Regions from separate parts of the Mus musculus genome. Here region 2 is linked to region 1. The links are chromatin loops, found by intact Hi-C in ENCODE. Cell type or tissue: heart. All regions are shown on one strand.

What was found. Hi-C counts contacts between places; a loop is a spot of excess contacts. Peaks named below come from ENCODE experiments on the same cell type or tissue, not always from the same donor. Only the 100,000 strongest peaks of a DNase experiment are listed, where the experiment ranks them.
Region 2: a loop joins it to region 1, with 2.0 times the contacts of the local background. A loop is called at or near these places in 2 of 42 quality-filtered maps.

Annotation. Positions count from the first base shown.
Region 1 is chr19:18,099,149-18,107,148 of GRCm38, forward strand. No RefSeq gene overlaps it. Among named protein-coding and RNA genes, the nearest start is that of Gm22880, 240 kb to the left of the region's middle. In heart, no CTCF peak of the experiment used is centred here; no DNase peak of the experiment used is centred here; H3K27ac peaks cover 1,988 bases.
Region 2 is chr19:18,183,518-18,191,517 of GRCm38, forward strand. No RefSeq gene overlaps it. Among named protein-coding and RNA genes, the nearest start is that of Gm22880, 320 kb to the left of the region's middle. In heart, no CTCF peak of the experiment used is centred here; no DNase peak of the experiment used is centred here.

The sequences.
Region 1 (8,000 bases):
CTGCAAAAAGTGATATTTTGACTTCCTCTTTTCCAATTTGTATCCCCTTGATCTCTTTTTGTTGTCGAATTGCTCTGGCTAATACTTCAAGTACTATGTTGAAAAGGTAGGGAGAAAGTGGGCAGCCTTGTCTAGTCCCTGATTTTAGTGGGATTGCTTCCAGCTTCCCTCCATTTACTTTGATGTTGGCTACTGGTTTGCTGTATATTGCTTTTATCATGTTTAGGTATGGGCCTTGAATTCCTGATCTTTCCAAAACTTTTATCATGAATGGGTGTTGGATCTTGTCAAATGCTTTTTCTGCATCTAATGAGATGATCATGTGGTTTTTGTCTTTGAGTTTGTTTATATAATGGATTACATTGATGGATTTTCGTATATTAAACCATCCCTGCATCCCTGGAATAAAACCTACTTGGTCAGGATGGATGATTGCTTTAATGTGTTCTTGGATTCGGTTAGCAAGAATTTTATTGAGGATTTTTGCATCGATATTCATAAGAGAAATTGGTCTGAAGTTCTCTATCTTTGTTGGGTCTTTCTGTAGTTTAGGTATCAGAGTAATAGTGGCTTCATAAAATGAGTTGGGTAGAGTACCTTCTACTTCTATTTTGTGAAATAGTTTGTGCAGAACTGGAATTAGATCTTCTTTGAAGGTCTGATAGAACTCTGCACTAAACCCGTCTGTTCCTGGGCTTTTTTTGGTTGGGAGACTATTAATAACTGCTTCTATTTCTTTAGGTGATATGGGACTGTTTAGATGGTCAACTTGATCCTGATTCAACTTTGGTACCTGGTATCTGTCCAGAAATTTGTCCATTTCGTCCAGGTTTTCCAGTTTTGTTGAGTATAGCCTTTTGTAGAAGGATCTGATGGTGTTTTGGATTTCTTCAGGATCTGTTGTTATGTCTCCCTTTTCATTTCTGATTTTGTTAATTAGGATTTTGTCCCTGTGCCCTTTAGTGAGTCTAGCTAAGGGTTTATCTATCTTGTTGATTTTCTCAAAGAACCAACTCCTCGTTTGGTTAATTCTTTGAATAGTTCTTCTTGTTTCCACTTGGTTGATTTCACCCCTGAGTTTGATTATTTCCTGCCGTCTACTCCTCTTGGGTGAATTTGCTTCCTTTTTTTTAGGGCTTTTAGTTGTGTTGTCAAGCTGCTAGTATGTGCTCTCTCCCGTTTCTTCTTGGAGGCACTCAGAGCTATGAGTTTCCCTCTTAGAAATGCTTTCATTGTGTCCCATAGGTTTGGGTACGTTGTGGCTTCATTTTCATTAAACTCTAAAAAGTCTTTAATTTCTTTCTTTATTTCTTCCTTGACCAAGGTATCATTGAGAAGAGTGTTATTCAGTTTCCACGTGAATGTTGGCTTTCCATTATTTATGTTGTTATTGAAGATCAGTCTTAGGCCATGGTGGTCTGATAGGATACATGGGACAATTTCAATACCTTCACTTCTAAAACAGAGTTTGAAGCAGATTAGTGCTTTCTAACACATGGCCAAGAAACTCCACAGGTCACCAGCACTGGCTAACTCAACGGCAAAGTCTGCAGAGAAGGCCCATGAATCGTATGCCAGGGAAGAGAGGGCAACACAAAACTCTCTGTTTTATGGTTTTGTTGGTGCAAAATTCTGTAGAAGGCACAATTACAGAGTCAAAATAGGCATAAGAAGTGTGTACTGGGGCTATAGATGGAATAAGGAAGAAAGAAAAGTTGCAAAGGGACCCAGGTGTCCGAGATTATGCAACTATTTTGTATCTTTGATATGTAGCATGTGTTAAAAGTCTGTATTGGTGACCAAAATTCACTGATCTGTAGCCCGAAGATGAGTGGATTTACCACATAGCACTTATGCCTTACCTAACAATGAGTAAATTTTGTGTATTTCCAAACTTCATCAGAATCTGAATTCTTGACAAGTACTCTTAGTAGATGCTTTATTAACTAAATTTGGGAGCCAGTGGGTTTAATAATTAATTCCCCCCTTACAAATTTAGGATTCCATGAAACTCCATTTGGGTCACTGCAGCAAAGTGAGATTGTCAGAGATGGAGCATCAGGTGTATTTTTAGCTCTTATGTAGACTATGAAATATTGCTATGACTCTAGAAGTTAAAAACATACAAAGCCTGGCAAACCTCTATCCAGAGAACAGATTTAGGGCAAATAAAGAAGCATTTAGTGTGCAAACTGGAGGTATATCCTAGTGTGGCTCTGTAATTAAAAAGAAAAAAATCTGGTGGTTCCACTCTCAAAATCAGAGGAATCTAGGGTTCAAGAGCAAAAACGAGCTAGACACAGGTCAAGCATTTGGTTTCTTTTGTTTCTTTCTCTTTGTGCCTATGATTGTTGTTGTTCTGATTAATCTGAGTCTTAAATAATTTTAGTAAGCAGATAAATGACTTTCCAAATCTCCCAGGCATCGAACAATGGCATGTCTAAAGGCTCTGGGAGCACTACTCATTGTCCTTAGAAGAGCTGTGCCTGGGGAGGGCTGGGGCTCGGGAGGGCTGTGCCTGGGTGGGGGTGTGTGTCTGGGAGGGGGGCACTGGGGCTGGATAATGGCATTCTCATTTGCCTTCTACATTAGGGAATGGGTGTTATTCAGAATGTGTTATTCCTTTTCTTTTTATATTTTTAGTCCAAAAAAAAAGAATAAGAAGAAAAACATTCACTCTAGAGCAGTGCCCAGTGTCTGAGATCACAGTTTGATGGCTAGCTGCTGTCAATCATTAGGGAGGGACAGAAGCAGCCAGCTGTTGTCTGGAAAGGGGCTTCAAAGACCTCAAACCCCAGGAGGATTTCGAGACTTTGGGTGTAATAAATGAACACTTTCTCAACAAGCAAATAGTGCAGGAAGGAAGAAAGGAAGGGACAGAGGGTGGGAGAGGGAGGCAGAAGAAAAGGAAAGGATAAATATAGTAAGGCCAGATAAGGAACAATGGACTAGAGATAGCCAAACATAGCCAGGGAAAACTAGCTCTGGGAGTGACCCCTCCCACCTTCCTTTCACAGCTATCTCACTGTTTGCCTTTGCCCCCATGCTGCTCTGTCCTCTTTCTTTGCCTTTTCTCCTTACTCTGGGTGAACATGTAGATGAGGACTGTTTACAAAGGGACAAAAAAGGGCTTGGGGAAATCTAGTAAGTATGAAAGCACAATTCCTCTGGGGAGCTTATACTGCAGAGGGAGACACACAGGAACACTGGCAGCTACAGGACACAGGAGGTAAAGCAGCAAATAACTGGCCCTCTCTAGAGAAACTTTTCTTTATTTTCATTTTAATTGAATCTATCTATCTATCTATCTATCTATCCATCTTTATATATCTGTCTACCTTTCTTTTCATTCCTTCGTTCTTTCCTTCCTACTTCCTGCCATCCTTCCTTCCCTCCTTCCTTCCTTCCTTCCTTCCTTCCTTCCTTCCTTCCTTCCTCCCCCTCCCTCCCTCCCTCCCTCCCTCCCTCCCTCCCTCCCTCCCTCCCTCCCTCCCTCCTCCCCTCTCTTTCTTTCCTTCTTTCAACCTTGTATTGCTAGATCATGCCTGTGGAACCCAGAAGAAAACTTGCAGGCATTGGCTCTTTTCTTCTAGACCTTGGAGATGAAAGAGGCTCACCAGCCTTTACCTTCTCAGGCATCTCTCCAGCCCCTAGGAGAACTTTCTTGCTTTAGGCCAGTGGCTTTCAATCAGAGGACGTTCTTAGATTACAGTGGGCATTGGCAATATCTGAAGATTGCATTTGGTGAAAGGACTCAATAGAAGAAGGAAGAAAGAAGATTCTGATAGCGAAGTGGGACTAGCGATCCTCAGTGTTGAGAGGTGAGGATGGAGGATAGAAGCAGCTGCGGAGGAATCTCTGAGCAGAGGTTGCAGACATTCTGTGGTTCTCCTGATGCCCCCTTCCAAGTCAGAGTCTAGGAAGACTAGAGGCCTATTTCATGAACTCTGGGGTGTTGGCAGGGTGGCAGTCAGCAGAATCTATCACCTAGCAATGCTGCTCAGCATTTGTTTGCAGAAGAGACCTGTCTGGTACCCCTCTGTGGCCATTACATACTAACCGTTACTTCTGACTATTCCATAAGCAAGATTTGTTAAAGTTGTCCATCTTTCTCCCAAGAAGTAAGGCTCTGCATCTATACCAAAACATATATATCAAAGCAGTTTTGTAATATGGCTCATCTACTTACTTCCTGGCCTCTCTCCTATAATGCTACCACTGTATTGATGTTTGTTTACATATCTGTATAAAAATAATAAACTTTCCCTTTTGCATTGAATTAGATGAAGAAAACACATGATTAAAAGTCACCTTGAAAAAAAAAAAAGAAAGAAAGAACGTGCTTCTGAGGATGAACACGGAAGCAAGTCTATGAGGAGAGACAGGCACATAGTCCGACTTGGACAAAAAAAAAAAGTCACCTTGAGTTCATAATATCTGCCCATGAAGCGTTAATAAAAGGAATAATGACATTGTTCCCTAATTCCTCTGTATGTACATGAACATGCACAGGCATCCATACATGCATGTGTGCCTCCTATACACATTTCCAGCATGTTACCAAAAGAGGAGCTTCAGTTACACCTTGAAGATATTTCAGGTATACGAAGAGCTTTATCTCAAGAGAACATGGAAAGCAATATAGGAAATGTCTGATTTTTCTGTCACTTTATTTGAAAGATATGTAATGAGACAGTTACTCCTAGACCACTTTCTGTCCCTCTTGGCATCTTGATTTTTTCAGGTCTCACATCACACAAGGAGTCATCAGCCTTTTATGCTTGCTTTGAAGGAGAAAACACGTTTCTCCTATTATGTTGTTGACTGCACCAGAGTCTAGTGGGTTCCCCGGGAAATGATATAAATGGGCACACAACAAAATCCTGTGGTCTCTGCCACGGGATGCTGTCCACAGAATTAATAGTTTACCTTGCACTCATTGGTCTTTACCCTTTAAAACCAATAGCTACTGTTTGAACACAATCACCACTGGCAGTAAGATAAATTGTAGAATACTATTCTGTCCTAGGTAAGATTTCTCAAAACCCAATGGGCAGAAGTAACTCTTCTGAGACAAAGGTCAAAGGTAAAATGCAGACAGCTACTCTGTTTATTTGAGATAGTTTGTTCATGATTGTACATGTGACATTTTAAAGAAGCAACTGTAGTAGTGAGGTTCAATGAGAGCGACTGAGTCAACACCTTAGGTTCAGGAAACTAGGAAGGTAGAGAGCACATTCCCCAGCAAGCTCATGGCACTGATAAAATCTGTTCATGTTGTCGCATGAAATACTCCATACTGAAATGACACATACAAGCATCATCCTATGGGAACCAACACACAAGAGGTAGTTTATAGGGAAAACCTCAAGTTCACATGTACTGCAATTGCCAGATAGCTAAAGATGCATGGGGTGGCTTTTGTTGCTATTTTCCCAGAGAATTAAGCATGTATATTTAATCTGGAATTGATTTGGAGGAAAAGACCAACTCTCACACAATGCTTCGTCAATGTCGAAAGAGTTCTCATACACAAAACACTCAATAATGACTTTAGCAAGTGGTCATGATTAGTTCATTTCTCCATGCAGCACACACTACAGCAATAACCCAAATTGCCTGTGACTTATGAGTATATCTGGCAACAAGCACTAGTTCCCACTGTAGTGTGAAATTAACACCACAGACTGTAGCTGTGGCATTTATTGAGCACAAGGGAGCTGATTATAGCCTCATAAATTCAAAGGCAACCTCTGCTATTACTTAATTAGAATCAGTATCTATGCATAAATTGCAGTTGCAACAACCAGTCCAACTAGAGTTAAACATCTGTCAGATGGATTCTTTATTATACAATAACCCCCACAACCTGTAATTTTGTCTGTAAAAATTGTTCAGAGGGGAAGACTGGTGCATAGTATGTTGGAGGCCAGTAGTGCTTTCTTTCTAAGTAAACTTTTAAAATATTAATCTTGTGTGTTGCTTTTTCCCATGCAAGAGTACAACCACAAAATCCCCACCCACCCTAGTAATAAATTGTTTTGGCTGCATATGCATGGTTTTAGAGCATAAACCTTTATCTTAAAACAAGTATTGGGATGACAGATTTTCTTCCAGGATCTTTTTTATTTCTTAAATTACAGTAAGCCAGACTTCATTCATATTCTTCATACATATGCTCCTAAGGAATATTACAGAATTATCCTCAAAATTCTCCTTTACTCTTTGCTGTTATGACTGTTAAACTTTTATGCACTTGAACACAATATGCATATTTTCCTTAAGGTCCAACTTGGAAGAAGTTATTTTTGGCTTAACATTTTCTCATTGACACAGATGGGTTCAACATTCTACCAAAATAGTTCACTATTATACTCCAGAAAGATAAAATCATCAGAGTCAAATGATATTTTTGTATGACACAAATGTGTATACTAGATGAAAGGTTTAGCCATAGGATAAGCCAAATACAATCGGTCATCAGGGAAAGAGTTGATCAACAATGTGGAATGAGGCCATGAAATAAAAATGAATCCATTAAAAATTTGGCATTATACTGTGTTTTTAAATATCATTTGGCTAAATTAACAATTTTTCAACTGGATGTTTTTCTACTGTGTAGATGCTATCTAATTCATCTGCAGAATTAGAGCCACATCATTACAAAATGAGAAATTGGATATAAAGGCCCTGGATAGCTTGCTTCTGCTTTCAATTACAATCACTAATCTCTTTAGTCTCCAGATGGATACCGCCTAACCTTCAACAATAAAATATTTTTAAATATCACATTTGTCTCTCTCTGAAGTTACTTTCAAATAACAACAGGCTAATCATTTGAAATACTGGATATACTATCTGCTATATCAAATTATCATCATTGTTGTGGCTGCTATTATCTACCCTGAAAAATGTGTTTTTAGTCTGTGCTTCCTTGATTTGCTTTTCTTGATTTTTTTCTCTCCTAGGGCTTTGACTGTGTTATTGACAAGCACTTAAGTGAGCAAACATTTCTCTTTACACACAGAAATACTCCTCATTTACTCTGAGTAAGTGAAAAAGTAAGCAGCTATTGTCAAATCTGTACTTGCCTGTCACCAGGTATGGGCTGGGTAAGACTTTCTTTTAAATAACATTTTTCATGAAGAACTCTAGCTAGAAATACCATTCTCTCTCTTTTTTTCGGCTAGACAGAGGGTTTACCTGACTCCCTCCCAAACGTAAAACCATACTGGGCCACCCATAGATCATGCCGATGACAGTCAGCATGAGTGGACTTCTGGACACTGTCCCATTGCGTATTGCCTGGACTTGTGACCTCAGCTGCTCGATGACAGAATGGGGCTGGTTCTATTTAATTCCACCACATACCTGTAAGCTGCTTCAATCGGAGTTGGGGAAGCACAGCCAGCCAAGGCAGTTGTAATAAGTGTGTGCTGTAGGCATGTAGGGGGATTGCTGCACACATGCTTGGCTTATCCAGGGGAATGCAGCAGATGGAATTTTGCCTATCAGGAATAATTTCTGTTATTCTTTTATGACCCTAAACACTAAAAATATGGAAAGGGAGCTTTCTTACCTTACATTTTCTGTGAGAAATCATGCCACAGGACACTGAGGACAATACAGTTATAAACAATGTTGAGGAAGGCACATCTTTAGAAATCCAGGCTGTCATGGTTTGGGACCCAAAATTAGAAAAAGTTCAATTTAATTCAACCTCCCTGTTGATAAACTAATATTTTATTTAGTAGTGTTGGGGTATGCATAATTATAAGGCTGCTTTCATAATATTTCATTATGTTAATTTTTCGCACCTTGAAGAACTACCCAGGCCTCCTTCATTCTAGGCACGAGCGCTGTCATCACATTTGCTCCTTTAACTTCTTCCTTCCTCGTTTACAGTTTGTGGTAGTTCTGGGACGTGGGTGAAAAGTCAAACAGCAGAATCTTGGGGATGAGGCAAATAAACATAATGGAGAAGAGGAATCATGGGGGAG
Region 2 (8,000 bases), 84 kb after region 1:
CTCCTGCCTGCCACCATGTTCCCCACCAACATGGTCATGGACTTGCCCTCTGAAACTGTTAAGTCCCAAATAAACTCTTTCTTCTGATGCCTGATTACAACAATAAAAATGTAACTAAAGCAGAGGATGACCCATTCAATTTCTGTAAAGCTTTTCCTATCATAAAATGAAAAGTAAATGATTCATTCATTCATTTGATTCATTCACTCAGTCCACACATGTATTCAGAAGTTCTACCAGCTGAACACTCACAAGAGGAGGCTGAAATTCTAACTATTTTCTCAGTGGAGAATTTTCTTTTTTCTTTTTTTTTTATGAAAACATTGGACAGTTGTCATGCTACCATGGAAATAAAAGCTATACACTAAAAAGTATTAAGTGTTACTCTGCAGCAGTGTGGTCCTGAAGTTCGGAATGAGAACCGCTTGTTGTAACAGAAGAATCGGTATGCTAATCTTATTCAATTTTATCCTTTGGATTCCTCTGGAATTTTTAAGTGAACTGGTCTTATTTTCAGTAATGTTGATAAAATTTGAGTTTGAGAAAGGCATACAAAGAAGTTTATATTTCATCCCAAGTCAATGTTCTGCTCTGTCTATTCTAATTTTTAAGGCAATTTGAGAGTCTCAAGATACAAAACAAAGAAAATCTCCCTGAGTGCTGAAAGCTGCCATGCACTGAGATATCTATTTGAAAACACAAGAACTTCCAAAACGAATGAGATTTTATATCTTTCCCCACAGGTAGAAAAAAAAGTCATTATAAAAATGCTTAATTTTTTTCTCAAAACCACTATTTATATATAAATCAAGCAAAACAAATTTATATTATAAAGATTGAAAGATGATATAATATTATATGTGTCCATTTTTTATATTCTTTGCATCTCCAGCAAATTATGGTATTTTTAGGTATATGATAGGGAGGAACTCCAGAATGCTACAGTGAGATGCAGCTATGTAAATCAGTTTCAGTCTGTGCATGGTTCTGCTATTCATCTGCTGTAGAAGAGAATTCCCACCGGTATCGTACACTATGTCCACAGGTATTATAAATATCTTTTCATAGATCTCTACTGAGGGATAAAGCATGGGGTCAAGCCAAAGTCAATCTTAAATTTTTAAGGCAGGCAAGTATATCATTTGCATACAGATCAGCAATCTGTCCTTTCCTTAAGGGAAAGATTTACAGGTACTTTAAAACCAAGCCTAATCTATAAAACAAACAACCACAGCACACTATAGAAAAGGGAGAAGAGAGGAAATAGGGGAGGGAGGAGGAAGCAAGAGAGAGGCAGAGACGGAGACATTGAATTCTAATCAGTTTAAATGCTTGTTGGAGAAGAAATTCTTGCTATAAATTGCTTTGGTTATGAGTACAGAAATTCCAGCATAAACCAAATTAGGACTGATGATCTGGGAATGCTCATGGGTTGTTCCAGAGCACTAAGAATTATTTATTTACTTTAAATTTATCACCATAAAGATGAGAATTTGGGTCATGGGTTGATTGGGTGGGAAAGAAGCAGAAGAGTTTGTCTAAGGAAAGCCATCTTTCCAGTTACGGCTAGCTTGGTTGTTGCCTGGTGATAATTTGGATTGGTCAAACAGAACATACATGTGAGGTTATGTTTTAGAGTCCTGTGTTTTTCTCTGACCATCCAAAGGGAAAATTTCAGTATCCTCAGTAAGGCTCAGGCTGGATGCTAGGGACATCCTCATCTGGCTCAGAATTTGTAATGATAGCCTGCTTAGCCACAATTCAGGAGTTTGGAGGTATGGAGAACAAAACTCAAAACAGGCAGAAGTAAGAGGCCCAACTCAGAAGTGAAGTCTAAGATAGGCTGATAACAGAGGTTTGGGCACCATGCCAGGCTCTGACAAAACAAAAAGGTGCTCCTGGGTCATTCTTCCAGGGTTCCCTTCACCATGCTGAGCCTGATTCTTCTTCTAATATCCGGATAGAACACAGCCATTTAGACAAGCCCCAACTTATTTCATACCTGTTTTATTAAACACTTGAATTGTCACACTTCCTGTCAGTGTTGAAATCGCTGCCCAAAGAGAAACTCCTAAAAACAGGACAGTAGCCTTTAGCAGCTACAGAGAAATAGAAAGAGACTAGTCATTATAAGAAATCATAAGAATTGTCAATTAGTAAAAATTACAATTATGATCATACGATCATAAACTTATAGTAAAACACAGAAGGGGAGCTTGGACAATGTGGCGGTTTGGCTTCATGTGGATGATGGAGGAGTTCTAACCTCCCAGGACAGTAAGAGCAGGGCTTTCAAAATATGCCCTGGACACATTCTATCCTCTCCACATCAAACACAAAGACAGGAAAGTCTGACCTTTTGGGGGAAAGAGCACAGCTTTCCTCCAGGCTGTCAATATGCTTGTGGGAACTAAGTCTTCAAAATACAAATGGTAGCTCAAGGCAAAGGGCTCAGCCCTACTGTGCTGTGTGTTTATGCATACCCTTTCCTCTTTGGTCACATCAACTCAATCATGAGCAAATTAAACACAAACACCTCTTTCCGAAGTCTCCCTGGATTCCTTATGGTTCTATTATCCATTAGCTTCCTGTGGCTAGCATAATAAATTACCAACAATTTGATGTCTTATATCAGTAAAAAAAAAAGAAATTTAATCCTCACACTTCTGAAGGGAAGAAGTCTGAGATGAAGATGTTGGCCTGTCCTTGCCCAGTCCTGATAGCCCCAGGGGAGAACCCTTTACTGCCTGTTACAGCCTTTGGCTTCACTAAGCATGTTTTGACTTCTGTCAACCCAACTACAATAGCTACCCATGTTTGCACACTGCCTTCTCCTCTGTCTAAGAATAGTAACTGAGGCAACAATAGCAGGATTCCTGTATGATCTCATCTCATGATGTTTACTTTCATTCATAAAGACCTTTCATTCTCCAAAGAAGATCATATTCATCATGGGTCCTGGGTGAATTTGCCTCAGTCTCTTTTAACCTGCTACACACCCTCAGACTAAGCACAGGGCACCTGCCCCTCACTCTTGACTTTCTCTGAACATTTCCCCCATCGTGTGCTGTATGTCACTCTGTGACAAACTTATGACATCATACAGCATCTGGACCTCACTTATCTGTGGGCTTTTGTCACCTAGGCACTATGGGCTTCCCACAATTGTCTCAATTAATAGATGCTTATTCCCACAGCATGAAGCAAACCTGACAGCATATACCAAACCTGACACTGACTGTGATGGTTTGAATATGCTTGGTCCTATTAGGAGGTGTGGCCTTGTTGGAGGAAGTATATCACTGTGGGGGTTGGGCTTCGAGACCTGTCTCCTTCTGCTGCCTTTGGATAAAGATGTAGAACTCTCAGCTCCTTCTCCAGCATCATCCCTGTCTGCACACTGTCATGCTTCCTGCTATGATAATGGACTGAACCTCTGAAACTAAGCCAACCGCACTAAGTTGTCTTTTATAAGAGTTGCCATGGTCATGGTGTCTCTTCACAGCAATGGAAGCCCTACGACACTGACTATCACAATTCCTGTCCCTACAGTCTTTATGTGGTTCTTCAAAGAAAGAACTTTTGTTTTCTATCATTTCTATTCAGAAAAATTTGTGTGCAGTTGATTCCAAATTTTATCAGGTGATGAAAAAAAAAATGCTTGTCCTGCTACAAAGAAGGCACAATTGTTATACTCAGTTATCTTGCTAACTGGCATGATGTTTTGCATTAATTTAGTTTAAAAAAGAGAGTAAATGCTTTGAAATGTACATTGTTATGACCCAAACTCCTGCTTGTTACAACATCTATCTATCATGACAATAATTTGCCAGTGGTGCAGAGTCCCAGAATGTTGGAGTAGATCGTGGTAGTTTCGTTTTAGAGTATTGGGTTTTGAATAGAACTCTGCTCTCTTGCTGGGTTATTCCTCTCTAGTAAAGAAATACATGCATTTACAAAATAATGGACGTTCTTTGCATTTTGAAAGCTGATCATCAATTGTAGTGTAGGGAGCTATGATCAAATCACTTCAGTTTCTTGATGCATCTGAGAGGTATCATCTGGGGTTGAAGATATGAGCCCTACACATTCATACTCCTATTGAAAATAATTGGGTTTGGTTCTCAGCACGCATAATCAACTGTAACTACAAGTCCAGGGGGATCCAAGACTGTGGGCACTAGCTTATATGCACATAATGCTTCCCCCAGCACACATATATACTAATTAATAAATGAATTGAGAGAGAGAGAGAGAGAGAGAGAGAGAGAGAGAGAGAGAGGCCATGTGTTGTGTGGGTTTCTCCTCTGTGAGAACTGTCCTTACAGAGTTTCAAAGGTGTCCAGAAAGGAGCTCATGAGACCATTTAATGGAATTTAATCTCTTTAGTGTGGATCATAAGGGTGTCCTTCAGCTAACTCCTTCAAATGTCAACCTAGATAGTGAGTGTCTTCCATAGTCTTCCCTGGTGTCCCAAGTTTGAGGTGAGGCTCTGCTTGAATAAGCTCTTAAAACTCTTACATATGAGACTTAAAACACTCTGTTACAGTTTCTTGCCCATCTGTCCCTTCCATCAGACTGACAATATTATCACAACATGCTCATCATTTCATCCCTAGAACTTATAAGTGCCACTTCTCTGCAGATGTCTATAGACTTGTGGAGTGAGTGATTGAATGAATGAAGCACTCTGCAGAAACAACAGGGTATTTGGATGTCCTTCATGGACAGTGAGTATCCCGGCCCTCACGTCTCCTCTCAGGCAACTATGCCAGACAATGGATCTGTGTCAGAGAAGCCTCTAGCGACACCAGGCAGAAAGCACATACTCATCTGCTTCTGTTTGCTTCCAGGCAGAAAGAAAGATGATCTATTTTCTGACTTTGATGCTTTTTGCATTTTAATGAAAATAAAAATACCATTTCCTTTTCTCACATTAACACTGAGAGGAGGCCCCCGGATAGGCAGAGTTGCCAAACTTTCTTTCCTTCCTTGTTCTTTCTTCTTAAACCTCATTTAGATCCTATTGTTTGTTACATCAGAATAAATCATCAGGCCTGCCCAAGTGTAAGCAGCTGTTAAACTGTCCTCGGGTTTTCCTATTAAGTGGCTAGAATCTGGGAACGCACTTTCATCCGGAAAAGACTACTTCAGTGTGAACTCTGAATGCACACAGGGTGATTATAGCACAACATGAGAGTCCTTCCTTTGTTTAGTCAACCGTATGGAATGAATGAATGAGTGCTGTCTTCCAGAATAGTCGGGGTACCTGTGTTAATTTGGCCATTGAGTAAGTAGCAATTTAGTGTAGCCTGTTCTGAAAGCAATAAATTAAGTTTTCTACTACTCTCTACAACCCTTCACTTTTAAGGCCTAAACCTTAAATAACTTCCTTGTTGTAGGACCTCATGACCTCATACGGTTTAGATGGGATCAGGCAAATTTTCATTCTCTGAGACATAAATGAAACTGCATATATACTTCTTCCATTATCACCCGGTTTCTCTTGGACTAAAGAGTGGGAAAAGGCAAAAGTAAAGATTGCAGATGCATTTCGGATCCTTTTTCCTGATAATCCCCCAAGGAACAAGATACCCAGTGGTGGGTGTGGTTGAGCTTGATGGAATGCTTGTTTTTCATATTAACACAGAATTTCCATTTTAAAATTTAAAGAGGAAAACCAAAAGCTTTGGTAGGAGAGAGAGTGACAACACCACAAGGTAATTACCCTGTTCCCTGCTGCTCTGGACACTAGCCCAGAGAGCAGCCCATTCCATGGGGGAGATTTATAGTCCTGGAGGTCTGCAAGGAACAATGCATTTCCTACTGCTGCAGGATCTGTAAAAGCTAGTCTTAATTTAAAACAAGACTTTGCTGGAAATCATTCCAGCAGACTAGTTCCTATGACTGCAAGTGAAATGAACTCAGACGTTGGAGAGAAAATGTTTGGTGGCGGACTACATCATAATTAAACAGTTAATGAACATGCAGTGCAGCCAGCTGCCTTCTGCAGCGTGGATAAGGCAAGCTCACCTTGGTCAGAGAAAACAATGCTCTGGGCAGTGTTCTTCACTGTGGAGGTCTTTCCTAGGCACCACTGAAACTGATAACTACAGTAAACAGAATCTGCATCTGCAGGGAGAGATTTTTCAAGTGATTAATACTGGATTCCGAATGGGGAGGCTTAGCCCACTTAGATTTATTTTATACTATAGTCTTTACCAAAGTTCAATCAGAGGGCTATTTTCAACACAGGGCTTGCTTTTTGCTTGGACAGGTGGTGTAGTCTCTCAAGCAGGTTTTCTCTGAGTTTAGAGATAAGATTAAGTCAGTAGGATACTGCTGGTTGTCCTTAGCTTTTCCCCAAATTACCATGATAAGATCAGCTTTCAATTATTCAAAGTGGCACAGTGTGGTGGAACAATGACCTCCAATGAAAGCTCTTTCCTTGAGGTCTGATATTGGCCATTTTCACAGGCTAAGTAAGCATATTTCCTCAAGGGAGGATTTACTTGGAGGAACAGAATGAAGGAATAATCCACTATATTTGTCATATTATTCTGAACAAAAGGATAAGAACAGTCCTGCTCCACTTTTAGACACCTTTTGAGACACAGTGTTGAAAGTCTCTATGTTGGAAGCATGGTTTCCTTGTGAGAACTGTCCATTTCTGACTCAAAGAAAACTGTTAATCTCCTTTTCATATCTTGTGAGCAGCCAAACAAACAAACAAAAAATCAGCTTAATTTTACTCTCACCCTCTGCAAGACACAGCCTCACTGATCTTATTTTTGGCTAGGATGGAGGAGTTTTATTCTTAAACACTGAACTAGTCCATCATGATGACAGAAAGCAACTCTCAGAAGATTGAAAAAAAACCCAAACAAACAAAAACCAAACCAAAGCAAAAAAAAAAAAAAAAAATAGAGAAGTTACTTTCAATATCTCTCATGCTGACAAGCTACACGGAGGTAGCTGTAGAATCTTTCTCTGTTATGCATTATCAAGAGACGTCTGTGTGCCAAGCGTACATACCTCCTGCCATCAACAAGTTGACAAACCAGGAGAAAGTACAGACAAGCAAGTGAATAATAACAGCCCAGCATGGCAAATGATGCAGCCAATGCATATTTAAACAGATGCCTATAGAAAGAAGTCGTATGTGTGATTTGTAAGAGAGCAATGTTAACCACAGGATACACCTCTCCAAACTACACTTCAGTGCAACAAGGGTCAGAAGCCTTTCTCTACAAAATGGTGTGGACAGATGAGCAGAATTGGCACCCAAGGTGCACTGCTCAGCCAGTCCAGATGCCCATTTGTTTTGAGGAGCATAGTTATTGATCATGGTTCTCAAACATCTGTCTTCTTCATCACTGGAAAGGCTCAATAAAGCACAAGGTGCTAGTTGCCAACTCAGTTTCTCATATAATCTGGGTGGTGCCCTGGAGTTTACCTACTAGCAAATTGCCAGCTAATCCTGACATTGGTCAGGGAACTATTTTTTAGACTGATGAGTGCATGCTCAGGAGGCCAGAGAAGGGAGAAGATTTTCAAACAGCCATTAGACTGTTAGGAAAAATGCCCTAGCACCTTAATATCTGGTATATTTAAGGCCTAGGCAAAATATTAAGGTTTAGGTAACGTTAACTAGCTGGCATGCCATTTTCTGGTGTTACTAATATTATAAGAAAACTTTCTCATATGTTGTTTCTGCTGTTACTAGGAAATTTTCTCATGTTCAAGTTGATTACATATACTGTTATGTTCTGTGCCCTTGGAAACCAATCATGGCAGAAGTTAGTAGAACTGTTTTAAATAGTTACCTACAGTAAGCTTGGACCTAAACCAACCACCGAGCAGCACTTCCTGCAACTGTGTATAAGCATTTATGGTATTTTATTTCTAAGCTGCCCTTGGGATGGACCCCAACATATGAGGCGCCTGTATCAATATGTGAAATGGTTTGGAATAAAACTTCTGTTTTGATTAGGGGTCAA